4 separate regions of the Mus musculus genome follow, and all the other regions are linked to region 3. A link is a loop called in an ENCODE intact Hi-C map of the cell type or tissue named here. Cell type or tissue: left cerebral cortex. All regions are shown on one strand. Region 1 has its middle 70 kb from the start of Slc4a7. Region 2 holds the start of Il3ra (interleukin 3 receptor, alpha chain). Region 3 holds the start of Slc4a7 (solute carrier family 4, sodium bicarbonate cotransporter, member 7). Region 4 holds the start of Psmd6 (proteasome (prosome, macropain) 26S subunit, non-ATPase, 6).

Region 1 (5,000 bases), 71 kb before region 3:
ACACACACACACACACACATACACATACAAACACCATCAAACACATGCACAAACCCACATACCCCCAACACACACCACACACATTCCATACTATACACAAACACAAAAACACACACCCCACATATTACGAATACCACACATACATACCACACACATAAATTTACACAGACTCTGACAGCATGCACAAGACCTGCACAGATTCAAGCCAGACAAAAATCCCAGCGCTGACAAGGGGACGTGGACACTGTCACTGGCTATACCAATCATATTCTAGGGCAGGGCTCATGCACAAAAGTAATTGACCAACACAAAATGGACTCTGTGTGTGTGTGTGTGAGGAGTGTGTGTGGGAGAGAGAGGAGAGAGAGAGAGAGAGAGAGAGAGAGAGAGAGAGAGAGAGAGGTGAGAGCGCCCACGTTCAAATTGGCTCTTGTTTTTTGTTTTGTTTTACTGTTCATTATTTTATGTTTTTCTTTTTTAGTTATCTTTGACTTTCATTTTGTTTTGTTTTGTCTTTTGAGAAAGAGAGAACATGAAGTTGGGTGGTAGGGAGGTGGGCAGGCTATCTGGGATGGATTGGGGAGGGAAAAGAATATGATCAAAATATACTGTGTAAAAAGATTTCAATAAGAAGGAAGAATGAAAACATGTGTTGGGGTGGAGAGCTGTGTACTCAGTCCACATCCTATAAGGGAAGGGGAGCCTGAGTTTGGATCTCAAGACTGGAGAGCTTCCGGCTCACTGAGAGACCCTGTCCCAAAGAACTGAGGTGGAAAGCAGTCAAGGAAAGCCTTCCAGTATCTATCTCTGGCCTACCTACCTGAGCATGTACAGGTGCTATATAGTACACATGTGCATGCTTGGGAAATGGGGGTCTCAGTGACAGACGAGAAATAGTCAGGAGATTGACTAGAAACACCCAAACTCAAGGCCAGCCTAAGCTATACATATTGAGATCCTGTCTCCAAAATAGTAGTAGTAGTAGTAGTAGTAGTAGTAGTAGTACCACCAAACAAGTAGAGGACAAGTCTAAGGAAACCAGAAACTGATCTAAGAAGCAAATACAATCCTTGGGGTTGGAGATGGCTAGGTGGTGGAGACGCCTCTGCAGGGAGCTTCCACCTGTGAAGGAGCTTGTAGCATGGCTTGTGACTCCTCGGGAAGGAAAGAAGGACTAGAGCTCTCAGGGTTTGTTTCCCCAGCAGCCCATTTCTTCCTGCTCTGCCCCACCTCCTAATTTACTGTGGAGCCTCCCTTCCCCCAAGCTATCAGCTCGAAATGAATATGGGAGCCTGTAGGGTTCACATCCAAGCCAGGGCGCCAGCTAAACCTCCCCTCCACAGACAGACTCTATCAACTGGCTTGGAAGATAGCAATTATCATTCATCTGCCTTTTAACTGTACAGCTCGGTTGCTTCCGAACCTTAGAGAAAGCCAATGAGCAAGTTCAAGTCCTTTGTGTTTTCTCCTGAAAACACAAAAAAAGGTAAAAGAAACATTAAGCAGGACCCTCAGGATCCCATGGTTTAAATAACAGCTGGAATTTTCCATTTTCCTGCGGTAACCCATTGTTGCACGTGTGTGTTAAGTAACGTGTGAAACTAAGAAGAAACAGGGCAGGAGTGAAACAGATAGTGCCTACTGCAGGTAGGAACAAAAGCAACTTCCAAATCTCTTGGGGATATTTAAATATCATCCCAGTGTGAATGACTAACAAACACTGTGTCTCCTAAGCTAAGAATCACACCAACAATCAGGGAGACTTTGGAAGTCAAGCCAGCAAGACCTCCCGAACGCTTTTGCCCTTCTGACCTACACTTTTCTTCCTTCCCCAAGGAGACAGTGCCCACCCCCACAGCACAGCCCCGCCAAAGCACTGGGCCGGGGTGTGAGCTCGGAGCGGGTGCCCGTGTCTCCACTACTCAAGCCTGACTGTGGCCACATAGGCTCTGTCTGGCTCAGGAAGAGGAGTGAAAGGAAGAGGTCGCTCCATTCGGCTAGAGAGAGGGAGCGCACAGAAGTTAACCTCAGCTGCCTCGAATTACATCTGTCTACACATGTATGTCAAAAGCTGCTTAGAAATTAAGCGAGGCTAACTTCTCTTTATGAGTTCTCTTTCATCTCGGGAATTCAAAGCGTTTTGTCACAAAACCGTCATCTTTGGCATAAAAAAATGTAAATTCGAAGTTCAGGTCCTTTAAACTTTCGCGAAGCAGGGGTGGGGAGGGAGGTGGGGGGAGTGCTAAAATAAAAGTAATCCTTTTATCATTATAAGATCCAAGTAGCCAACAAAAGACCACACAGCCTGGAAAAAAAAAAAAAACCCCGCTTTAGATGAAAGGCCTCCACCTCCTCTTCTAAGGCATTCATCTAATTAAAATCACAATTAAGTCAAGGGGGCGAGAGCAGTGACTAAGACTCTAAAGCAGATGCGAAGCACTTTGACTCATACAGGATATGTTGGATTTTCTCGACATTTGGCAAAAGAAATTCGAGTCCTATCCACCCTTCTCTGACCCAGTAAACTCCCTCTCAGGGGCGGGGTGGCGAGGCTCTAAGGAGCCCACAGGTCCAGTGGTGCTGTCTACACATGAATTTTATAGTAAGGAAAACCTTGGAATCTCCCCGGCTCCGGCTTCTGAGTCATTCGTGGGTGTTTGTTTTTTGGGGCTCTGGCTTTGAGTCACCACCCTTCCTGCCGTTGCTCCTCTCAGTCGGGAGGGGGTGGGGGGTGCAATGAGTAAAAAGAAACAAATATCTGTGGCGTTTAGAAGTGGGACTTGGGCGTTGGTGGCTTGATTTTATACGTCCGCCTTTACTTTGAGATTCGCTCTTTCTTTGGTAAGTGTGTAAGATTTGAAAACTACAGCGGGAAAGAGGAAGAAGAGAGTTGAGAACGGCTGAGTCTTTTAAGGATGTGACCTAGGCAAGCGGAAAGAGTGGCCAAAGTAAAAATAGGTGGCTGTGGCTGGGGGGCTGGCAGGGCAGCCGAGTCCACAGTCCAAGCCCAACTGAGCCAGAAGCCTTCAGGGAGACCCGCAAAAGCTTTGAATTTCAGCCCAGTGGAATGTGGAGATTGAAATTTGAAACTGGGCCTTTTGTATGCAGCAGGAGACTGCCATTCCTAGCATAAATACATAGAAACATAATACAGCATAAATACAGGTGCCTGTACAGATACTTGGCTGAAATGTCTGGACCATGAAAACCAAGCCTGGGGCTTCTCAGCCTGACCACTGAGGAAGAAAAGAGTGTTACCTGCTCCCTCTCTCATTTATAGGAGAAAGCACCTCATCACCTCACTACAAAGAGGAAAACAGATAAACTTGGGGCTGTCTTCCTGGGGCATTGACATTTAAAAGTAAACAGAATCCATGTCTTGTTTTCTTGAGTTTGCTGTTTGTTTGTTTGTTTGTTTGTTTGTTTGTTTATATTCTCCGTGTATGGGTGTTTTGCCCAAATAGATGTCTAGTACAGAATGTGGAGAAACTGCTTCCTGTGGCCAGAAGGGGCGCTATATCCCCCTGGAACTGGAGTTACAGATAATTGACCCCCACCATGAGGATTCTGGGAAACAAACCTGGGTCCTCTGCAAGAACAAGAAGTGTTCTTAACTGCTGAGCTCTTTCTTGAGTCACACTGCCTTGTTTTTCAAGATAAGTATCTTAGGTTATTACAAATGAACTCCTGAACTAATTACTTTGTACACACATATATGTAAGAGACACTCAAGGCCTATTCCAAATCAACACACCTAATTGTGTCTTTGTGGCTAACAAACCTGTCTCTGGCTAACTTTATCTATCTGCTCTTTCCAGAATAATTCAGCTTGCATCTTACTTAATATTGAGTACACCTTCTCAGAAAGGGGACCAATGAGATAGTGTCAGATGTTATCACAGCAGCTCATTCTGCTCCTAAGTTCAATGTTTGGTATAGCTAAGAATCAAGCCTCTGGGGCGTGTCTCCCATGCTGGCTTGGTTCTTTAGCTATGAGCTACCTACCAAGTTGTACCAGACTCACATCACACCTCCTGCACAGCTGCCATGGAGCTTTTCAGGATAGACATTGATTATGAATCCTGTGGTCTCTTGCAAAAGCATAGTATTTGAAAGTGTGGTAGTCCTTTCTGTGCAGAAGAGGCCAGTTTCAGAGAAAAAAAGAAATGAGTTCATACCTCACAGATGAGATGACAAAGTGCTGCAAACTGGAGTTTATGTTTTTAAGTAAGGGCTGAGTGTGTATCTTAGTTGGTTAAATGCTTGCCTAGCATGTATGAAGTCTTCAGGTCAATCCCCAGCAGGCATGTTGACACATATCTGTAGACCCTGGACATAGGAGGACCAGAAGCCATCTTTCTACAAAGGGAGTTTGAAGCCACCCTAGGATTTATAAGACTTGGCCTCAAAAACTCAAATGGGGTTGAGAAGATAGCCCCAGGGTTAAGAGTACATGTGGCTCTTCTAGAGGACTTTATCACCCACCCAGACAGTTCATATGTGTCTATAATTCTAGCTCCAGGGGTTGCTCATTCTTCTGACATTCCCACATGTGACAGACACTGACACAGACATTCATACATACACATAAAGTAAAACAAATGTACAATCATTCCGTAATGTCTGGAGAGATCATAGATGGAATGTGCTTCCTGGGGGCTACTGTTGGGCCATATAGCAAGAACAAATCAGCTCTGCCCTTCAAGGAACTTGGCATCTTGTTAGAGGTATGGTTTGCCCTATTCCTCCAGAATTGAAATATCTAGTTCAGAGTGTTTCCACTCCCTATGAGAACTGAGCTGCTCAAAGCAGGGATATTGGTTTTGTTCACTGTTGTATCTAAGCACCTAGAATGGATCTTTGCATACATTGGTCTGGCATGGTGAATGTCTTAGTCTGTGTGATAAATACCGTGATTCTCTTGATCAATGTTCTATTGCCATGAAGAGACATCATGGCTATGGCAACTCATATAAAAGAAAGCATTTCATTGAGACTGG
Region 2 (5,000 bases), 360 kb before region 3:
CTGTCTGCGGCAGGACGTCACGCCCGCTCGCCCGTGACTGACGGGAACGACTTCCAGTTTCATTTTTTTTTTTTAATAAACGAACGCGATGACGCGGCCGGCGTGGCCGTGGCCGCCCATCACCCGCAATCGCGGTCATCCTCCCGCCTCAGCTCCGTCCATCCCTCCCGCGTGACTCCCGAGGCCCCGCCCCGCCCCCACTATCTCAGGAAGTTGCTCAATCTCGGGACCATGGGCGCGGTCGGGGCGGGGCGGGGCCTCTGGGGTCACGGGCAGGGTCGCAGTCCTCTGCCCTGTAAGCAGTTCCGACCCCCAGACCCCCGAGGACAGGAACGGACGCCGCCAGCGCCGTGGGCGCCACTCAGGTCCGGTCCGCGGGGTGGGCGGGGGTGGGCGGGGTCAGGGGGCGGGGCCTCGGCGGTCATCCCCCTGCCTCCGTCCTTCCTTCTGCTCACTGCCATCATTCCTGGCCTCAGATCCTCACTCACAGGCATTCCCCAGCCGTCGCTCCCTCCCTCTCTGCTTTTCTGTGTCCATCGTGATTATCCCCCTGCCTCAGAAACTAACTCGTGGTCATCCCCCTGCCTCACACTGTTTACTCGCGGGCGTCTCCCTGACTCCGTCCCTCCTTCCGCTCACTTGCCAGCATCCTCCAGCCTCCGTTTCTGCTTCCGGTCACCGCTGCCATCCCTCTGCCTTGTCATCTGCACTGATGGACATGCTCCTGCCTCATGCTGTTCACTCCTGGGCATACCCATACCCCTGCCTCGCGATGTGACACTGGGGACAGTGAAGCTGAGGCAGGGGGATAACCGCGAGTGAGCAGCTGAGGCAGGGGAATGACCGCAATGGACCATGACAGGAACCAGAAGCATCGTGAAGGGGTCGGGATCAGGAGGTGGAGTCCGCTTGCGCCCCGGCCCCGCCCCTCACGCCCCGGCCCCGCCCCCAGGCCTCCGAGGCTCCAGCCCCGCCCTCCTATCATGGCCGCCAACCTGTGGCTCATCCTGGGGCTCCTGGCATCCCACTCTTCAGATCTGGGTAGGTGTCTTCATGGGGCAGGGCCTATGCTCGGGCCACGCCCCCCACTTCCTGTCGGTCGGGGCCCCACCCCCGGGTGTCTCACAAGACTCAGGCCCAGCCCCCTGGCGAAGGATGGTGTCACCTGTCAGTCACCCAATGCCCCATCCACCCGGTTCCTGTCCTGTTCTGTGACTTCATCCAGGTGTCAATCAGAGCTCTGGTCCCACCCCTTTGCTTCCTCTCCCAAACCTTACTTCCTGTCACGAAGGATGATGTCATTCTCACCCCCAGATGTCAATCAAAACCCAAATCCCGCCCCCTAAGCTCTTCCCTTCTTGTTGGCCTGTCCCAGCTCCGGGTGTCAATCTCAGCTCAAGCCCTGCCCACTAACTTCCTGTCATGGCGAATGAAGTCATCTCTGCACCCCCCCTTGTCAATCAAGGCTCAGGCCACGCCCACTGATGGTGGATGCCATCATCATCCTGGTCGAAGACATCACTAAGAGAGGCCCCGCCCCATCGCTTTCTGTCATAGGGGACCAATGATGTCACCTAGGGACATGTCACTTGCCTCTCATGTCATCTGGGTGTCAATCAAAGCCTAAGTCCCGCCCACTTCCTTTCTTTTCCACCCCCTCACTTCCTGTCACGGAGAATGGTGTCAATCAAAGCCCAGGCACCTCCCACAACTGTGGATGATGTCACCTGTCACTCAAGCCCCACCCCACCTCCCCTTGACAACAGCTGCGGTCCGTGAGGCTCCACCCACTGCTGTGACCACGCCCATCCAGAACCTGCATATCGACCCCGCCCACTACACACTGAGCTGGGACCCCGCCCCCGGCGCTGACATCACGACAGGGGCTTTTTGCAGGAAGGGCAGGGACATCTTTGTCTGGGTGAGGGGCAAGCCCTGGTTGGTGGGCGGAGTTGGCTGTCAGTCATCCAGGGTGTGGGGCTTGGGTGGGTAGGGATCTCCACACTGTCCGTCATCCTGGCCATGCCCACTTTCTGCTGTGAGTCACTCTAGGCCCCACCCACCAGTCACTTCCTGCCACGCCCACCAGCATTCCATGCCTTGCCATGCCCACTTCCAGTCTTATTCCTGCCCCCAGCACAAACTTCTCACCATGCCAATCATTCCAGACTCCGCCCCTACCACCCATCCGGCCCTGCCCTCTGCTTCCTCTTCTGCCTGTCAGTCACTTCAGGCTCTGCCCAGTCACTTCTTGTGCAAATTTATGCAGAGATGAGCAGGGGGAGAAAACCTATGATGTCATCTGGGTGTATGCAAATTTGGTCCAGCAGAGCTGAGACTTCAGGACCCACCCACCCCAGGTGGAGTTAGGCAAATTTATGAAGGCTAGAACATGATGTCATCTGGGTTTATGCAAATAAACTCAGATGGAACCATGATGTTATGCAAATCCATGCAGATTTATGCAAAGCCCATGATCAGGGCCTGTGGATATTTATTCAAATGAAATTCAAATTTATGCAAGTTCATACAAATTAATGCAAATTAGTGCTGGCCCTACCACTCACCCCAAGTATGGGTGACCCCTGCTGACGCCGACATGCAGGTTGACCCCAGGTGACCCCGCCCCTCACACTGACCCTGCCCTGCCCCCTGACCTCTGTGACCCCGCAGGCTGACCCCGGGCTTGCCCGCTGCTCATTCCAGTCGCTCTCCCTCTGCCATGTGACCAACTTCACCGTCTTCCTGGGGAAGGACAGGGCTGTGGCAGGATCCATCCAGTTCCCCCCAGATGATGGTGGGTGAGGCCCCGCCTCCGTGACCCCCACGTGACCCATGACACCTGGGTTGGCCCCCCCAAGAACCAACTGTGACCCCTAACCCTAGCTGTGACCCTATGATGCCAGGTGTGACCTCTGATCCCATGTGTGACCAGGGGTCCTACCCTGGCCCCAGCCCATGACCCTTGACCCCAGGGTGCGACCCCTGCTCCCAAATCTTACACCTGACCCCAACATGGGACCCCAACCCCGTGTGTGACCCCTGACCCTGTCCCCTCCATCATGACCGCAGTGACCCCATCCCAACCCCCACAGATGGCGACCACGAGGCCGCAGCCCAGGACCTGCGCTGCTGGGTGCATGAGGGGCAGCTGAGCTGCCAATGGGAGCGGGGTCCGAAAGCAACGGGTGACGTGCACTACCGGATGTTCTGGCGTGATGTGCGGTGGGTGTTAGGGGTCACGGGGGTCAAGGGTGGGGTCGGGAGGTCACTTCTTGTCCTCACTTCCTGTTCTGTGAGGCCTCTGACGTCACTTCCTGTTCTCACTTCCCAGGTGGTGCAGGGTTGGGGAGGTGTTCTGGCCACATCTTGGGTGGGCGGGGCCATGGCTTAAAAGGGCAGGGTCGTGAGGTCACCTTTGATGATGTCACTTCCTGTGTTCATTTCCAGGTGGGCAGGGCCTCTTGTGTCACTTCCTGTCCTTATTTTTCGGGAGGCGGAGCCTATGACATCACTTCCTGTGCTCTAGTCTTTTTGGTTGGAGCCTCAGATCATTTCTGAATGAGCATGGTCTATGACATCACTTTCTTACTGACTTCATGTTCTCCATGGCCTCTGAGGTCACTTCCTGTCCTTACTTCCTGTTGGGGGTCTTTATGGAGCTGTGACATCATTTCCTGTACTTTTTTTCCCCTGGTAGGTGGAGCCTCTCCAAGAACTGATGACATCACTTCCTGTGCTTGCTTCCTCTTTGGGGCTTAATGTCACTTCCTGTCATCATATTTCGGTGGGCGTGGCCTCTGGGTGTGACTTCACTTCCTGTGTCACTTCCTGTGCCCGCCTCTGGGCCTCTGACTTCTCTTCCCGACCCCTGTCCCTGCCACCAGGCTCGGTCCTGCCCACAACCGCGAGTGTCCACACTACCACAGCCTTGATGTCAACACCGCTGGCCCCGCCCCTCATGGTGGCCATGAAGGCTGCACCCTTGACCTCGACACTGTCCTTGGCTCCACCCCCAACAGCCCTGACCTTGTCCCCCAGGTCACCATCACCGTCAACGGCAGTGGCCGCGCTGGCCCCGTGCCCTGCATGGACAACACTGTGGACCTGCAGCGCGCAGGTGAGGGCCTACTGTACATGTGCTGGGGGGACCTGGAACGGGTGGGCCCACTGAGTGCCCGGGGCTCAGTCAGGCCTACTATGCACCCATTGAACCCGCTGTGCACCTGGCCCAGCCTCCTGCATGGGGTTGTGGGTAAACTCAGTGTGCACGCAGACAACATGCTTGCAGGGAGCATGGTTGGACCCACTGTGTGCAGCGCAGCGCCCCATACAAGCCTTGGTAACAACTGGATCTACGCTGTCTGTGGGTTGTGTTCAGGGCACAGGTAGACTTACTGTGCACAACAGTGGATCTAGTGTGTGCACCCAGCATCCCTTCATGCTTGGGGTGGCAGGCAGATGCACTATGCACTAACATGCGTCGCCCTACTGTGTGCACACCCTGCCCTGACTGCCCAACCCTGGTCCCCGCCCCCAGAGGTCCTGGCCCCGCCCACGTTGACAGTGGAGTGCAACGGCTCTGAGGCCCATGCCCGATGGGTCGCGCGGAACAGATTCCACCATGGCCTCCTTGGGTACACCCTGCAGGTCAACCAGGTGCGGGGTGAAGCAGAGGGGATGACCGCGGGAGTGAGGCAGGGGAATGACCACAAGTGAGTGTGAGTGTGAGTCAGGGGGATGACCGCAAGTGTTCGATGCTAAGCCCTGCCCTCTTCCCCTGCCCCCAGAGCTCCCGCTCAGAGCCACAGGAATACAATGTGAGTTGGGGTCTGTGGTGGGCGGGGCTTGTGGTATGGGTGTGGCAGTGGCAATGACATCACAGAGGCCCTGCCCACCCAGGTCTCCATCCCCCACTTCTGGGTCCCCAACGCTGGTGCCATCTCCTTCCGGGTCAAGTCGAGGTCAGAGGTTTACCCTCGGAAGCTCAGCAGCTGGAG
Region 3 (5,000 bases):
GGTTGTGAGCCACCATGTGGTTGCTGGGATTTGAACTCAGGACCTTCAGAAGAGGAGTCAGTGCTCTTAACCACTGAGCCATCTCTCCAGCCCTTCACTTCTCTTTCTTTACTGACATCTTTTAAAATTATAGTGAGGTATTAGAATGGTACAAAAGAAATCTACATAGTAGAACCCCGAGTTACTTATTTCTACAAGTCTCCACTTCTTTTATCTGTAAAATGGGAACATAACACTATCCTACTCTATTTGGTGTGGTTATATAGAATGATATAATCTGAGTAATTTATAAAGAAAAAAAAATTCTCACAGCTCTGAAGATGGTGGGAGGACTGCATTTCATGAGAGAGACTTCTTCCTGTCTACCCGAATCTGAGAGCAGAAGGTCTGATGGACATTTGTGAGAGAGCAAGGGACACCTTTGCAGTTCCAGACCCATGGTTTATAATGTGCTCATGAACTCCTAAAGGCCTTGTGTCCTAAATACCCAACACCATTGCATTGGGGATTAAGTTTCCAATACAGTTTTTTAGGGGACACAGTCAAATCACACACAAATATACTTTATAGTATTGTGTGGATTAAAGAGGGGCCATATTTGCAAAATGTCACTGTCTGTAATTCTAGATCTTTTCAAATGGTAGCTGTTATTAATGGAAGCACACCTGTTCTTGGACAGTCGTGTGTGAGCCTGCCCTGTACCTCTCTGGGAAATTTAGAACAAAGCCAGGAGGGGTCTGGGACCCAAAGCAGTACCCAGTACACTTTGCTATTTATTGATAATGGGTTAGGGATGAGTCTTGACCTGATGATAAGTATTTCCTTTCATAATCGAATTTAGATTTTCTCAGCTCAACCTTTTATTGTCTTTTTTTTTTTTTTTTTCTTGAGACAGGGTTTCTCTGTGTAGCCCTGGCTGTTCTGGAACTCACTCTGTAGACCAGGCTAGCCTAGAACTCAGAAATCCTCCTGCCTCTGCCTCCCAAGTGCTGGGATTAAAGGCGTGCGGCACCACTGCCCGGCTCTTTTATTGTCTTTATCAACAACCTGTTAACAATAGTGATAAGCACACCACAAGTGACACACCTTCACAGAGGGACAGAAATGTATTTAATCCTTCAATGTCCATTTGTGATGGAGACCATCACCTCCACACCCAGGTAGATAGTAGACAAGCACCCTACCTATAGGGTCGACCCAAGAGTGGGACAGGTTGTGGAACTAGGCCAGTGCAGGGAGTGCACTAGGCAAGTTGCTAAATGTATCCCCTCTTTTACAGGGTCCACGATAGAGTTACCTCTAGGAGAGAAACTTGCAGAGGCAGAGAATGAATCTGGCGTCGTCCTGTTTCTCTCCTGCTTGTAAAACACGTGGTGAGGAGCTGAATGGGGTGATGACCCCATTCCACTTCGAAAGTCTGTAGAACTTCCGATTCGAAAAACCGAGTTCCACTCTCAGCCTCGGTCAATTAAGTCTTTACAAAGAGGGGCGGGGCCTCCGGGAAACTGACCTGGGGGGCGGGGGAGGCGACAGACCCTTCCGAGCTGCTGATTGGCTGATACGAATGTCTGTCTTCTTTTGTCTCCGCCCTACCTCCAAGCCCCTTAGCCACTGGAGGCGGTCGCTCGACGCCGGACCTGGTGCCTAACAGGCAGGGGGCGTGCTCCGGGGGGGGCGTGCCGGAGCGCGCCCCGCCCCCGCCCCCGCCCCCGCCCCCCAGCCCCGCCCCCCGCCCCGCCCCCGCCCGGGCGCCGCTGCCTCCTCCGCGCCGCGTCCTCTGCCCGTCTCAGTCCTCGCGGCACGCCGTTGCCTCTCTCTCCCGGAGAACGTCCCGCGCTCGCAGCGGTCGCCGCACTCCGGGGCCAGCTCTCGGCGGCCAGCGCTCCGCACAGGGTCTCCCTCCGCGTGCCCGTCTCTGCTGCGGTCGCGGCCTCTCAGAGCTCCGGGGCGGGCCATGGAGGCAGACGGGGCCGGCGAGCAGATGAGACCGCTACTCACGCGGGTAAGGAGCGGGGAGGCCGAGGCCCGCAGACAAAGGCGGCGTCGCGGCGGGGCTGCCGGCGGCCTATGCTGGCGGCCGCGCGCCGCCGTCGCCTTTGTGTGGCGGGGGTCGCAGGGGACGGCCGGCTTCGAGCCCTCGGGGACGCCTCTCCCGAGGACGCGTGTCCGCCGCCGCAGTGCCCGGCTCTCAGACGCGCGGCTCCGGGAGCCGTGTTCTCCCGCCGCGTGGACGCTGCCGTCCTTCAGCCCAGGCTGCTGTTCCTGCCGCCGCCGCCGCCTTCAGCCTGTGGCCGGAGTCGGGACCGGCCGTCGGGGCCGGCGCTCTGTGGCGTGTTGGGTCGCAGGCCCAGGAGAAGCACCGTGAGTGCAGTGTCCTCCTCCGGGCTCCATAGAAAGAGAATGGACCGAGAGAGACCCCAGTGCTCTGCGCCGCGCGTCCCCAGTCCAGCCGATCCCGCTTTCCCAGTGCAAGCAGCCTGAGTAAGGGCGGACTTGGGACGCGCAGAAACTGGGCTCTCATTTAAACGGGGGAGGGGGCGGGGGGCACACAAGTGGCCCGTTCTCTAGAAACAGGAACGTGTATGTGCCCTACAGAAGAAACTGCTTTCTCCTTTCAGAGTCTCTGACTCAAAGGATGTGGTGGTACTAATTTTCCTACTTCCAATTTTTACTCTGACCAGTGAAATGGGAGGGAAGGTTGCAGGGATGAATTTTCCAGTCTTTTCAAAACAAGGAAAAGGACATTTTGCCGGTTTTTTTTTTTTTTTTTTTTTTTTTTTGGTAGAATTTTCCTTAAGGCTCCCTCCTCTCGTTACTTTAAAAGTTATTGTGGAGGCCGTGGGCGGTGATCATTCATTACTTCACAGTATTCAAATATAAACTCTTTAAATATAAAGGAAAACTTCGGTCTTAAGACTGTGAAGTTCTGTAGTGGTTATGGGTTTGATGGGTCACAGTGATGAAGTACTGGAAACTCCTTAGGATTCTTTTTATGGCCTTTGAATGAACCTTCAGGACCTTCTCCAAGACTATCTGTCAAATACACTGTTGCTTGTTCTTAACCTTATTTGCACATTTTCAGCTGAACAGTAAACAGTATCAGTTTTCATAAACCTGGGTAAAAATGTTGTATTCTCTATCACAGTCTATTTAGGCAGAAGTCGTCATACACAGTAAGGCTATTGCCATTCATCCGTCCATCCATCCATTCATCCATCCATCCATCCATCCATCCATGCATGCATTCTGTGCAGTAGCTTATTGAGAACTTATTCTGTAGTGTCCAGAGTAGAAGCACTTTTTTCCGATAGAAGCTTCATTCAGAGGGGTGTGGGTGTGTGTCTACAATAAGGGACAGGATAGGGGACAAACAGATGGCAAGGAACTCAGTTCTGGTATTAGTACCATGATAGGAGAGTATTTTGGAAGGTCATACACCCTAAGTCTTTGGGAGAATAAAACTTGGCAATAATAAACTTACAGAAAGTAATAATAGAAATAAGGGGCTGGAGAAACGGCTCTGTTGTTAAGATCATTGGCTGCTCTTTCATAGGACCCAGGTTCATTTCCCAGCACCCACTTGGCAGCTTACAACTGTTTGTACTTCCTCTTCCAGGGGAGATACACCTTCATACAGACATACATGCAAGCAAAACAGCAATACAAAATAAATTATAATACAGAAATAAAATTGCTTCTAGTCTGGAAGCAGCAGTGACAATAGGTTAAAATAGTGGAGAGCGTTCTGCTTTTTGGAAGGTGGAAACATGCTCACTTTACTTTGGTAAGTGAAAACATAAAAATGAGATACTGTGATGTTTGTCAATTATAACTAACTTACTTTCTTTCTTTCTTTCTTTCTTTCTTTCTTTCTAGACAGGAACCCACATCGTCCCCAAGCAGGCCTCAACCTTGCTACAATCCTTCTGTTTTAGCCACACTAGTGCTTGCATTATAGGCATGAGCCACTATGTCTAGCGCTCAGTTGCAACTTTTACTTCACAATAGACTGGCCTAGCCAAAAGAGTTGACTAAAATTCATATTTATATACCACCTTAAGTTTATAATTATGCAAAAATATTTGAGTAGCCGTTATGTTGGAGGCCACTTATATTACTTTGTAGATGGAGCCCATCTCTCATAATTTAGTATTATGATTTCTCACTGACCATAGCATTGGAAGGAAAACTTTACCTCACATTATCTTTTGTTTTGAGGGATTGAACTGGGTGAGGGGGAGGCTTATCTATGCTAGGCTTGGCTGCAACATTTGTTTTGCATTAATAAAAATGTCACCATTGTAGGTTTGATTTGGAATTTATCAAAATCTTATTTTTTTAATGTTGGATAAGTAGTTGTTAGTCATGTTTTCTAGTGTAGGTTGTAGCATATAGTACCAATTCTCTAGTTTTAGCAAAGAAGCTTTCTTTTGAGCATTTTGAGAATGTCCCATGAAAAGGTTGCTTCTCTGATTTCTTTCATTTTATAGGCTTTCTCTTTCTCTCTTTCTCTCTTTCTCTCTTTCTCTCTTTCTCTCTTTCTCTCTTTCTCTCTCTCTCTCTCTCTCTCTCTCTCTCTCTTAAGGGAAGATTTCCCTGTGTGTTTGAGGCTGATTTTGAATTCACTACATAACACAGACTGGCATCAAAGTTGCATCAACTTCTTGCTACCACTTCAAATGCTGGAATTATAGGCATGTTTCACTTTACCCAGCTTCACCTTATAGATACTAAGTATCTCATGAATACTGGGTACTGGAAAATAGTCATACCAGGTAGATGGAGCCCTGCTTTCAGAGGGTTTATTTCAGCATGTTGGGTGAACATTTGCATTCAATTTGTGAATGCCAGTTAAAATATTTCATGATTCTGTTAAAAAAATATTTCTTTGGAAAAAAAAAGTAGGTATTTGGCTAGAAGGAATAAGATTCAAATAATCTAGTTTTTGTGAGTCTGTAAATATCCTCTTTTGGGGAACTGTGAGTTGCTTTCATTACTGA
Region 4 (5,000 bases), 580 kb before region 3:
CAAAGAGCTTTGTAAGTTACTACTATAAATTCTTTTAGATTTACTTTATGTCTTTGAGTATACTGTCTAAATGTATGTCTGTGCATGATGGTGCTTGCCTGGTAGGTGCCAGCAGGGGTCAGAAGACAGTATTGGATCTCCCAGAACTGGAATTAAAGTGGGGTGGGCTGTAAGCTTCATATGGAGATCATGAATCAAGCCCGGGTCCTCTTTGAGAGCAACCAACACTCTTAACCCGAGCCATCGCTCCAGCCTCCTACTGTAAAAAAACAATTCGAGACAGGGTTTCTCTGTAGCCCTGGCTGTCCTGGAACTCACTCTGTACACCAGGCTGGCCTCGAACTCAGAAGTCCTCCTGCCTCTGCCTCCCAAGTGCTGGGACTAAAGGCGTGTGCCCCCACTGCCTGGCAGTTGTAAACCTTTTAAAATGTACAATCTTTGCTTCCCAACCACTTAAGTTACTACTGAAAATGACCCCAATGTTGTCAACAGAGGGGGCAAAACCTCTGCACCCTTGTTTTGTTCTGGAGAAGTATTTTTATTATTCTCAAGTATGTATATGTGTGTCTGGGGGTATGTGTGCATGAATGCAGATGTCTTTGGAGGCTGGAGGGATCAGATACCTGGGAGCTGGTATTGTGAACCTCTTGATGTGGGTGGTGGGAACTGCACTTAGGTCTCCTCCAGGATGATCTGCAGTATACAGTCTTAAACCACCAAGCCTCTTCTCTCTAGCCTCATGTGTACTTGTTTTTAATGACACAGTAAGGAAGACTAACGCACACCTTGCTCTGTTAAGAGCAGGGAATTGGGTGCTGCAACATTGTCATGTATCTACTGTTCCTGTACTGACTCTTCAGTACAGGTAAATATGATTATCCTTCCAGTTAAAACAGAAAGATTCTCTTATCCAGTGAGATATTACTCATTTGCACTGATGTACAACATTGGTCTGTACCTCCAGAAAATAGGGAGCACCTCTCATCTGCAGAGCGGGCAGGGCATCTCACTGACCCTGTCACCTACCCAGAGCGGGCAGGGCATCTCACTGACCCTGTCACCTACCCAGAGCGGGCAGGGCATCTCACTGACCTTGTCACCTATCTGACAGAGGTACTCTGCTTTTGCCATCATTGCATCTCGAATTTCACTTTCTCCCAGATTCTTCTCTGCATCCTCCAGCTCCTCATCCAAACGTTTCAACTCTTCTTCGTTTGCTTTCTTCATTTTACTCAGGAGATCCACGTCCATCTGCCAGTCGAGGGATTTACACAAGGCTTCATAATAAGGAGCCATATCTAAAAGCCACAAATCACGCATTATGAGGTATCCTGTTAGCTTCTGCTCGCTTTTCCCACCCCACCGAAGGTCAGCTAGCAGACGCCTCCCAACTATGGGCCTGGGTAGCACGGCTAAGGTTTGAAGCTGGGAGCCTGCTTGAGAGCCGATCTTAGCAGGTCTGATCGCGACTAAGGCCAAGGGGAAGGGAATCGAATCCTCAGTTTGCTCTGGTCGGCTCCTGTTCCAAAGGAGTCCTCATGTCAGGGAAAGGACACCGATTCGACTCGACTACTAGGGACAGAACCCTGACTGTCCCTTGGCCGGCAGCTAAACACCGACAGGCATCACTAAAGCCGCGGCGCCTTTGCCGGGAGTCCAGCCGCGACAAGCACCCGAGGCTTCCCTGGACGTCTCGCGGCGGGGAAGAACCCACTAAGGCAAGCAAGCCCCTCTCGGGTCCAGGAGGCCTCCCTAGGGGTCTCCATGAAGCCTCGACCGGAGACGCCCGCCAGGCACCCCGACCGCCCCGCCTAGGCCGCTGACTCGGCGCTCGCTGGCCTCACTGTTTTCCCGGACGGCCGCCATCAACTCCTCGCGCACCGCCGCGTCCCCGCGGTGCTCCGGCAGGCTAAGCAGAAACCGCAGCTGCGCGATGCGCAGGTCGGGGTTCTTGGGCAGTCCCTCTTCTTCTAGGTTTTCTAGCGGCATGGCTACAGCACAGGAGCCGGCTGACAGAACCAAGCACAGCCCTGGGCCACCAGCGGAAGCAGGAGGAGTCGTCACAGGTTCCCCAGAGCCGCCAGTCTGACTTCCGGTCGCGTCTCTGGCTCCGCCGCCCGCAGCGTCCCCTGCTGGACATCGGCGGGAGCACCTGGCGCTGTCCCCTTTTTCTTTAGGTCAGAGTTGGGCCCAACTTTCATTTCTTGAGTATCTTTTTTTCTTCCTTTTTATATAATATTTGCAACGGATAGGATCTGGAAATCCGCCAACAGTTTTAAAATATAACACAGATGAGAAAAACAATAAAAACAGTTTTCCAGGGACATCTTTGTTTCAATACTCTTGAACTAGGGAGAGATTCTTTTGGTCCAGATTGTAGACAAACAAACTGGAACATAGCGAGATTTGAAAAGTGGCCAGCTAAGGTTACACACCAGCTACATGACAAGGCCTGTGTAGAACCTATCTTCCTTACATTTAAAATCCACATTCTTCCCTATTCTAAGAAAAGAGTACCCCGTGTTTCCAATTATTAATTCAGTGATTTACATTATTTTTGTGTGCACATGTTGGAGGAGTCTTCAGAATGGGTAATGGTCTATAAATCCTACTGTGTGACACAATGAGAAATGTCCCACTGAGTTTCAATATTTGACCACATGGTCCCCATTGGTGGTGCTGTTTGGACACCTTAAGGAACCATAAAAAGGTGTAAACCCTGCTTTAGGCAGTCGCTCACTGGGGTAGGTTTGAGAATTTCTGACCTCACCCCATTTCCAATTCTTTCTATGTTCTCTCTGTGTGGTTGAAGATGTGATCTCCCAGGTTCTTGTTCCAGCCTGTTTCTATGCCCCTGCCACTACTAAGGACTCTCAGAAAGTGCAAACCAAATTAGACTCATGAGCTGCTTTGGTCATGGCGTTTTATCACAGCAAGAAAAAGTAACTAGTAAACCCACTGCACGGACTTTCTGTCCTTTGCTTTTGTTAGGCCCTGCAATTGTGATGACTGTAATCTGCTACCCCGAGAGAATCTCAACACAGAGACTTATCTTACCACAGAGACTTAAAGCCAGGATTTGCATCTCAGTTGTTGAATTCCTACTAGAAGTTTACCTTTGAACACAAGCTCAACTTCTACTGCAGTGGATCTTTTATGCTGGCCCAAAATTCTTCTGGGTTCTGAAATATGATGTCCCATGAAGGATGTGTGGATCCAGGTATCACACTCTATGTGATGGTTACCATATGTCTGACTTTTGGAACAGTACAACACAAGGATGTGCTAGAATTGGTGCTATTTTATGTTATCAGAATGTTATAACTTTGTATGGAAACTGATCATCAATCCTTTCAAGAAAGATTCTGTAGGAAGCATCCTAAGACATTCATGAATGGGTTTAGGGCAAGAGGAACTAGAGCTTTAAATCAAGCCCAGTATAGAGATATTTCAAGACTGGGTTCATACTATGCATGAAATACGAATACACTAGTGTCCATAATTCACTTGTAAACAAAAAATGGGTTTATTTATTTATTAATCATCCCATTCATTTACATCTCAAATGATATCTCACTTCCGAGTAACCCTTCCACAAGCCCCATCCCCCATCCCATATCTGCCCTCTTTTCCTTCCCCTTTGCCTCTATGAGGGTGCTCTTCCAACCCCACCTACCCTCTCCTACCCACTGATCCAGTGTATAGTGTCCTGTACACGCCTTGGTTTGTAGTCTAGTCCCTGGGAGCACTGGGTGATCCAGTTGTTCTTTCTATGGGGTTGCAATCCCCCTCTGCTCCTCCAGTCCTCCCACCAGCTCCCCCACCTAAGTTCCTGAGCTCAGTCTGATGGTTGGCTCCAAGCATCCACATCTGCATTGATAGGTTGCTGGCCTAAACTCCCAAGCAACTTCCTGTCAGCAAGCACCTCTTAACCACAGCAACAGTGTTTGGTGTCTGCAGACAAGATGGACCCCCAGGTGAGGCAGTTCTCAGATGGCCTTTCCTTCAGTCTCTGCTCCATTTTTGTCCCTGTTCTTCCTTTGAACAGGAACATTTCTGTGTTAAAAACTCTGAGATGGGTAGGTGGTCCCTTCCCTTGGCTTCGGGCTGTGCTTATCTACTGGAGGTGGTCTCTACAAGTTCTATCTGCTCCTCTCTGGGCTTTTCCGATAATCTCATACCCCCTGGGTGCTGGGGCCCTCTCCTTTCCATGGAGTCTGGGAATCTCCAGTGGCTATCCCCAGTTCCTCATCCCCTACTGCTACATGTTTTTATTCCATTTCCTAACCCTCTGTATCTTTCTCCCATCCTCTCTAGTACCTGATACTGCCCACCTTGTTTTCTCCCCCTCCTCTCTCCTCCCCAGATCCCCCCTCCCTCCACATCCCACGATCATCCTCTTTCCGACTCAATGCAGGACTGAAGCATCCACACCCTGATCTTCCTTCCTCTTAAGTTCCATATGGTCTGTGGGTTGTGTCACAGGCATTGTGAGCTTTTGGGCTAATATCCACTTATCAGTGAGTGAATGCCATATGTGTTCTTTTGTGTCCGGGATACCTCACTCAGGATGATATTTTCTAGTTCCATCCATTTGCCTGAGAATTTCATGAAGTCATTGTTTTTAATAGCTGAGTATTACTCCATTCTGTAAATGTACCACATTTTCTGTATCCATTTTTCTGTTGAGGGACATCTGGGTTCTTTCCAGCTTCTGCCTATTATAAATAATGTTGCTATAAACATAGTAGAGCATGTATCCTTGTTATATGGAGCATCTTTTGGGTATATGCCAAGGAGTGGTATAGGTGGGTCCTCAGGTAGTATTATGTCCAATTTTCTCAGGAACCACCAGACTGATTTCCAGAGTGGTAATACTAGCTTGCAATCCCACCAACAATGGAGGAGTGTGCTTCTTTCTTCACATCCTCACCAGCATCTGCTGTCACCTGAATTTTTGATCTTAGCTATTCTGATTGGTGTGAAGTAGAATCTCAGCA

Evidence for each region. Hi-C counts contacts between places; a loop is a spot of excess contacts. Peaks named below come from ENCODE experiments on the same cell type or tissue, not always from the same donor. Only the 100,000 strongest peaks of a DNase experiment are listed, where the experiment ranks them.
Region 1: a loop joins it to region 3, with 2.1 times the contacts of the local background. A loop is called at or near these places in 12 of 42 quality-filtered maps.
Region 2: it touches region 3 in a loop (2.8-fold over the local background); 13 of 42 quality-filtered maps call a loop at or near these places.
Region 4: a loop joins it to region 3, with 6 times the contacts of the local background. A loop is called at or near these places in 2 of 42 quality-filtered maps.

What each region holds. Positions count from the first base shown.
Region 1 is chr14:14,630,696-14,635,695 of GRCm38, forward strand. No RefSeq gene overlaps it. Among named protein-coding and RNA genes, the nearest start is that of Slc4a7, 70 kb to the right of the region's middle. In left cerebral cortex, CTCF peaks have their summits at 2,727 and 3,512; DNase peaks (open chromatin) are centred at 1,933 and 2,679; H3K4me3 peaks cover 1,420 bases; H3K27ac peaks cover 1,071 bases.
Region 2 is chr14:14,346,148-14,351,147 of GRCm38, forward strand. Il3ra (interleukin 3 receptor, alpha chain) reads left to right here and starts at 348. Exons shown (of 12, transcript NM_008369.1): 1 at 348-365; 2 at 863-1,041; 3 at 1,767-1,921; 4 at 2,674-2,797; 5 at 3,096-3,225; 6 at 3,888-4,120; 7 at 4,541-4,659; 8 at 4,791-4,820; 9 at 4,903-5,000. The coding sequence starts at 984. In left cerebral cortex, no CTCF peak of the experiment used is centred here; DNase peaks (open chromatin) are centred at 659, 1,483, 1,765, 2,298 and 6 more places; H3K4me3 peaks cover 923 bases; H3K27ac peaks cover 856 bases.
Region 3 is chr14:14,701,279-14,706,278 of GRCm38, forward strand. Slc4a7 (solute carrier family 4, sodium bicarbonate cotransporter, member 7) reads left to right here and starts at 1,747. Exons shown (of 26, transcript NM_001360504.1): 1 at 1,747-2,002. The coding sequence starts at 1,955. In left cerebral cortex, CTCF peaks have their summits at 1,618 and 2,262; DNase peaks (open chromatin) are centred at 1,575, 1,931 and 2,273; H3K4me3 peaks cover 1,701 bases; H3K27ac peaks cover 817 bases.
Region 4 is chr14:14,118,895-14,123,894 of GRCm38, forward strand. Psmd6 (proteasome (prosome, macropain) 26S subunit, non-ATPase, 6) reads right to left here and starts at 2,051. Exons shown (of 8, transcript NM_025550.3): 1 at 1,845-2,051; 2 at 1,093-1,298. The coding sequence starts at 1,989. In left cerebral cortex, CTCF peaks have their summits at 104 (motif pointing right) and 2,139 (motif pointing left); a DNase peak (open chromatin) is centred at 2,072; H3K4me3 peaks cover 1,414 bases; H3K27ac peaks cover 892 bases.